Regions from separate parts of the Mus musculus genome. Here region 1 is linked to region 2. The links are chromatin contacts, found by POLR2A ChIA-PET in ENCODE. All regions are on one chromosome and are shown on one strand. The core of a region is the stretch at or near the end of the contact, and the rest is flanking DNA. Distances in the headings are between cores, read along the strand shown. Region 1 has its middle 7.6 kb from the start of 4930463O16Rik. Region 2 holds the start of Nuak1 (NUAK family, SNF1-like kinase, 1).

What was found. ChIA-PET counts read pairs that join two places held with the same protein, here RNA polymerase II (POLR2A).
Region 1: POLR2A ChIA-PET joins it to region 2 with 48 read pairs in Patski. The contact joins the enhancer-like site here to the promoter of Nuak1 in region 2. POLR2A ChIA-PET finds 5 or more read pairs at or near these places in 2 of 5 experiments (Patski and embryonic stem cell).

The regions. Positions count from the first base shown.
Region 1 is chr10:84,479,188-84,482,281 of GRCm38, forward strand. No RefSeq gene overlaps it. Among named protein-coding and RNA genes, the nearest start is that of 4930463O16Rik, 7.6 kb to the right of the region's middle. Within about 2 kb of position 1,829, at least 1 of the 3 ENCODE cell types and tissues checked has a DNase peak (open chromatin) inside an H3K27ac peak, as active enhancers do.
Region 2 is chr10:84,438,635-84,442,052 of GRCm38, forward strand. Nuak1 (NUAK family, SNF1-like kinase, 1) reads right to left here and starts at 2,034. Exons shown (of 7, transcript NM_001004363.2): 1 at 1,481-2,034. The coding sequence starts at 1,723.

The DNA.
Region 1 (3,094 bases), core at 579-3,078, 40 kb after region 2:
GGAGGGGACCTCAGGACTTGGAGGCATGGTGAAGGAAAAGGTCTCTGAGGGATTGGTGGCCTGGATGTCTCAGTCCCCACTCAGCCACATGCCCCTGGACAAGTGATGTCTTTGTCCCTCAGCCCCTCCCCCTGTAAGAGGGGCGGTAATGGAACCTTCCCTCAACACTACAAAAGGTTAACCAAGCTTAGCACAGAGTGGATATTTGCTGTCCCTATAAGAAACAAGATGAAGTCAGAAAGGCCGGCATGAGCTAAGTTGCCTGGGCCTGTGGGCCATGGAAAGGATGCTTGCTTTCATCTCAGAAGCCACAGGAAGGCTAAGAGTTCAAGCATGGAGGTGAACATTGTGTAGGATACAAGCAAGCCACAACAGTTGCACTCAATAGCAGCCAGGTTCCTGAGGGCTCAGCTGTGGCTGCTTTGTCAAAAGGCCAGACATCCATTCTCCTTGTGTTTTTAAGCAGTCCTCTGAATCCCAATGTCTGAAATAGCTTGAGGAACATACTAACCACCTGCTTGGACATCTGGTCTACCCCTATAATCGGTATCTCCCAAGCTCTATAAACCAGTTTATTACTAAAGCCATATCACCCGATTATCCAGGTGTGTCTCTGAGAGGGGATAAAAACCAGATTATATGGCACACAGGTGGTATATCAAATATAAAAAGAAAATCACCAAATTAAATCTGAACAAAACACTACCCAATTGGCTAGACTCAAGAAGACCCAGCCCTCAGAGTAGGAACCAGGGGGAGCCTTGATTCTTTTATTTCATAATATTTTGGCAGTAAAAAGAAAAATCTTTGAAAACTATTATCCATTTTACTGTGGGTTTGTTAAATGAGTTTTATTCTCATGTTCTTTCTTGGGTCTGTCGATACTCTCACCGCCCCCACCCCTACCCCACCAAAAGAGGTGGCAGGTGCACTTTTAGGAGTCAATGACCCGTGTCATTGCCTGATACTATGTTACAAAGCAAAACTGCCTAGTTAAGACAAAGAACTGGTTGAAAGAGCAGGACATAATAAGAGCAAGGTCTGATTTGATGGTTGAAAAGGCTTGCTTGGGGGTAGTGTTTGTTTTCATATATTTTCTTTTCTCTAGATGCAGAGAGAAAGACTCAGACAGTGAATATCGGTTTGAACTCTACACTTTGTCCTGTAACCCTTGGGGACTGAGTCTGCCAACTCTGAAGCCAACGATGCAGAAATTCATTCATTCACAGATATTAAGGAACGATCTACTGTCTCCAAATCCTGAGCAAAAATGGAACTGAAAGATGAGCAATGCCTAGTTCTCAAGTAGCTTACTCAGAATTCACTCGACATAAGCTGTGGTTGTTCCCACCATGTTCCTGGGTCATGGTGATCTTGATGACTTGCTAGCTAATGCAAGCTCTGTGAAACTGTGTAAACAATAATGGCCAAATCCCTTAATGGTGTAAAGGGAAGGGTGGTAGAGAACAGAAGTGGGGAATGTAAGCCACATTTTCAACTAGCTGCCTTGTGTCAGATTAGAATCAACTGTCACAGGTCTGCATTTTCCCCTTACTTAACAGCTTATGGAAAGTGGAGACCCGTGGGTAAATCGGGATCCACTGGTCTACAGCATCTCCTCTGTGGCTATAGAGAAATGTACTGGAGCAGTGCCTGGCACCAGGATCAGTTTCTATTGGGGGAGAAGCCAGTGTGTGTGTAGCTCAGACATGGGTGCACGCAGGAAAAAGCAGCTGAGATGATTCTGGGGAAACACAGACGTGGCTCTGCAGTCAATTAGTGAGGGCGAATGAAAATGAGGTCAGTCCTCGGATGGCAAGTCCCAAGAGAGGCAGTGAGATACCACAGGAACCCCTCCACGCTCCATTCTTGGTAGCCTCAAGGACACACTTCTAAAAATAGATAAACAATACCACTCTGCTGGAGATTTCACAACTGCTGGCCCAGCACAAACTGCTTGGCTTTGGCCAAGCCAAGATGCAATGAAAACCAGCCAGGAGGCTGAGCCAGGAAGCTTAGCATGACCAAGGTCAGAAATCCCAGTAACAGCATCCCTCTGTCCACAGCCTTGACCACAGAAGCGTGGAGACCCACCACCCCAGGTCCTTGCTTGAGCTGTTCTGCAACTCAGAGAGCTCTCCTCTAACACCCGTGGCTACCCGAGACTTCATTTCAGGGACATAGGAGCCTGCATCAGTGAAATGTTGCCTCAAGGACTAGAAAATTAATGAGCAATGTCCACAATTCCAGTAGAGAGGAAAGCTTGCAAGCATGAGGTGGGGGCGGGGCCGGATAAGAAAAGGGTTCAAAGGGGAAGTAATTACAAACACACGAGAGGAGACAGATCATAGTCCCAGCTGGAAATGTGGGACAGCAAAACATGAGATCTGGCATTCCATCTGTGGGCTTAAAATCCATTTTAAAGTTGACAGTTCTATGCAAGTAAAAAATGTCTATTGTTATGATTGATATAAAGAATCCAGCTGGGCGGTGGTGGCGCACGCCTTTAATCCCAGCACTTGGGAGGCAGAGACGGGTGAATTTCTGAGTTCGAGGCCAGCCTGGTCTACAAAGTGAATTCCAGGACAGCCAGGGCTATACAGAGAAACCCTGTCTCGAAAAATCAAAAAAAAAAAATCCAAAACTTCGGGGCTGGAGAGATGGCTCAATGGTTAAGAGCACTGACTGCTCTTCCAGAGGTCCTGAGTTCAATTCCCAGCAACCACATGGTGGCTCACAACCATCTGCAGTGAGATCTGATGCCCTCTTCTGGTGTGTCTGAAGTCAGCTACAGTGTACTCATGAATAAAAATAAAATAAAAAGAATCCAAAACTTCTCTCGAGTCCTTGGTGTCCTCCTATGAGGTGAGGTAAGATCGTCCTCCTCTCCCACAACACTTTTCTTTTTAACCAGATGAAGAACATGATTTGGACGCTGCACGCTAGAGCGGCGCTTACAAGTTACCGACCCAGAGGCTCCTTGCCTGACTTGTGGCCATGGTTAACTGTATCAGCCGGATTAGCTTGAGAGTCAGCGAGTTCTCGAATGAGTTGGAATCACCTAAGAGCATCTTACTTTCTCATCAGTTTCTTC
Region 2 (3,418 bases), core at 784-3,283:
GTGTCACCTCGGGAAGAAACGCATGAATGAGCGTGCTGCTCAGGCTCTTCATCTGCAGATAATCTCTCCAACACACACACACACACACACACACACACACACACACAGAATTCTCAGTCTAGAAAGCAAAGGGCACCTGCGCAATTATCATAAAATTCATGTATGGCAGAGAAGTTTATTTTAAGAACACAAATCCCTATCTCCAACTCATTGATAACAGACGTTTTAAAGATGATAACGCAAGTCAGCGTGGGCAGTGAGTCTGAGAAGCGGAGGGGCTCTGCAGCTGGCCACATAGTTGAGATTACAAGAGCAAACCTTGCTGACCGCAATCAGTTTCCACAGAACTATCTCTATATAAATAAAAAAGAAATACTACCAACACACTGACAGTTCGCTTTGCCCTCCCTGTAGCTACTGGTTAGGTTTATAAGCAACAGCATCCTCCCCCAGTCCCCCAGTACCCCGAAAAACTGCACACACGAGAAGCGTCATAGTTTCTGACTTTGGCCCTAAATCGATTAAAGTACATCTGATATGCTTTAAATCAAAGAACCATGTGCATTTCTGCCATACACCACACAAACTCTTTCTGCAAGAGTCAGTCACTTTGAACCCAACTCTAGCCACAACCAGTGTGGATTTCAAGGGCCTGTTCTGCAGAGGGGGAACCGACAACAATCCAAAACTGGGACAATACTGAGCCCCCGAGGCACCTGGCAGAGCTTCAGCTGTATCGGGTGCGGCCGGCCAGACCCCTTGAACAATTTAAGTAGTCCTGAAGCCAGGACCTGGTAAGGCAAGCGAGCCTGCTGCAAATCAACTCTGGGACTGAATGGCCACCCCTGCCAGGGACATGTCATGCTTGCCAGAGGCGGGAATGCAAGCTGTCAAGAAACCTCAGACATTCAGTAGAAGCTTTTAGGTTTGATAGACAGGAGGAGTCTGTCTTTTGCAGCAAGAGCAGCATCAGGGTAAGCAAGCATCCCAGTGGAAAGGAGAAGTGGGACTGCAGGTAGATGGGAAAGAAGCGGGGGTCCTGAGCAACTACAGGACACCACACTTTCGAGCCCAGCTTCATGGCTGATAATGTAGGTCTTTTTGGAGTTTGTACAAATAAGGAACTCCCGGACAAGGTCTGAAGGTGTGTCTTTGGGGAAGACCCCATGTTCTCAAAGCTGCAAAATGTGAATCCTAAACACTACTTTGCTAGCTGGGGTAAAAAATAAAAAAATAAAAAAGGTGGGGTGAGAGAAGCCCCCAAAATATGTGCAGACAAGATGTAACAAGTGTTTTCGGAGATATACACCTGAGTCACGGGGTGCTGAAAGGAAAGTGAGGAGTCTGACTGGGGGCTTCTGCTGAAACCTTTCTAGAGAAGGGAGCCCCGGTGGCGTGGTGCCCCCAGACCGTCTCCCCGCCCCCATCTTGGGCCACCAGGGAACCAGCTCGAACCCCTCCAGGAATTTCCCTTACTCACCACTCGGCCTGAAAACCTCTCGGTGGCTCTCTTGACTTTGCCGTAGGTACCTTTGCCCAGGGTCTCTTGCAGCTCATAGCGATGCTTCAAGTTGTGTTTGTGGTGATGTCGCTTCACCCCGTGCGGCTTCCTGGGCTCCACTGGGGCTGCAGTCGCCCCGGCCACCGCCTCCAGCGGAGAGCCCGGCAAGCCGGTCTCTACAGCAGGGCCATCCCCTGCCGCGGACACTGCCGCCCCTTCCATGACCAAGCGCAGGGCGAGCCGAGTTGGAGAGGGCAGGTCCCGGCACAGGGGCTCGGGGTGGTCCCCACCGAGGGAAACCGGGGTGCGTTCAAGGTCGCCCCCGCAGCAGCATTGCTGAGACGACCCGACCTGGCTCTGGCTGCCGCTGGGGCACTAGCGGCGGCGGCGGCGGCGACTGCACATCTGGCGTCCCGGGCGCGCACGCTCGGCGCACCGCCCCCTGGCCAGCCGCGGCAATCTGCGGAGCGTCCGGCGAGGTGGCAGCGATGTCAGGGGAGGCGGTGGTGTTGGCGAGAAGGAGGGGAGAGGGTGGCTCCGCGCGCTGGAGAGGAGTGTTATGTGGGGCGCCGCGCCCCCCGCCCCCGCGCCGGGAGGACGCGCAGACGGGGCGGGGCGAGAGGGGAACGCGGGGCGGGCGCCCGGGTGTCCCCACCTCCGCGCCGGGCCACCGAGCAGGGAGGGGGCGGGGTGCGTGTCGTTGTTCACTCTTTGTGCGGCGCGGCGCAGGCCGGGGCGGCGGCCCGGCTGCTTTGTCCTCGCCGGGTGGGGACGCAAGGTCCCGGGTGGGTCGAGGTGGAGGGGTTGGGGATCGTCAGTGCTCTTGTCCCCTCCCCGAGCGTCCCGCACTCACCCTCCGGAACTACTGCGGGCCGTCCGCAGCTAGCTTGGGCCGATCGGCCTCGGATAAAGGTCGCAGGTCCCCGAGGCCGCAGAGGCGACAACGCACAGAGCCAGGCTCACGCTCTGTGGCCCGGGGCTGTAGCCTCCTGGGCCACCCTTCTTCATGTTTGTTATGGTGTGGCGGAGGCCGCCAGGCTCGCTGGAGCAGGGGGAGGCTGGGTTGAAAGGAGGCCCAGCGGTGTTGGGTTACCGGCGGTGAGTCACAGTCCCCTCCAGCCGCCGAGGCCCTGCAGGCCCCCAGCTCCGGCACGGTCAGGGCAGGGCCCTCCTGGAGCAACCGCGGAGCCTGGAAAGTCCCCGAGAGGGATGCTTCGGAACCCCGGCTCTCTCAGGGAGAAAGGCGGAGTCAGGAACGAAGGGAGGCTCGAAGGAGGAACCCGGCCCTTCTCCAGGGCTCCGATCTCCCGGTAAAGTTCGGGAGTCCAACAGGGACCAACACCTAAGAGGAGGGAAGTGGGGGCCTGGATGGAGCTGGGTCCCCTGAGCTGCCCAGCGCCATTGGAAAGACCCCTTTCCGACAAACCAAGGCTCTGAGATAAGCCTAGGCCTTGGCCTGCTGAGCAGTTCCTTGTCCAAGCCAGAGGCCACTTGCAGGCCTCTTGACCCCCTCAGGCGATGGGAATTTTCCTTTGACTAAAACGGCCAGATCTCACCCCACCAGGTGAAGGTCAGGCAGGAAGGCCTCCCAGCAAGGCTGCCCTGGTTCTCCTGAGATGAAGGGAGGAAAAATAAGACATGAAAAAATTAAAGGTATCTTGAGAAATTTTTTAAAGTAATTTCACATAAATTACATTGTTCCACACTAGGGTGGGAAGACCGACCAGGAAGAGCATCTGGTGTAGTCTCCAAGTACTGGCACTTCCTTCTGCAGCCCTCAGGTTCCTCCCGCCCTCCAAATTCCTTCTGACTTCACTCTTGTCTACTTCTCACCTTACACTGGACTCTAGCAACAGCCTGTCTTCTCGAGACGCCCCTCGCCCCCACCCCTGTTGTCAGAGTCATGGCCTGAAACAC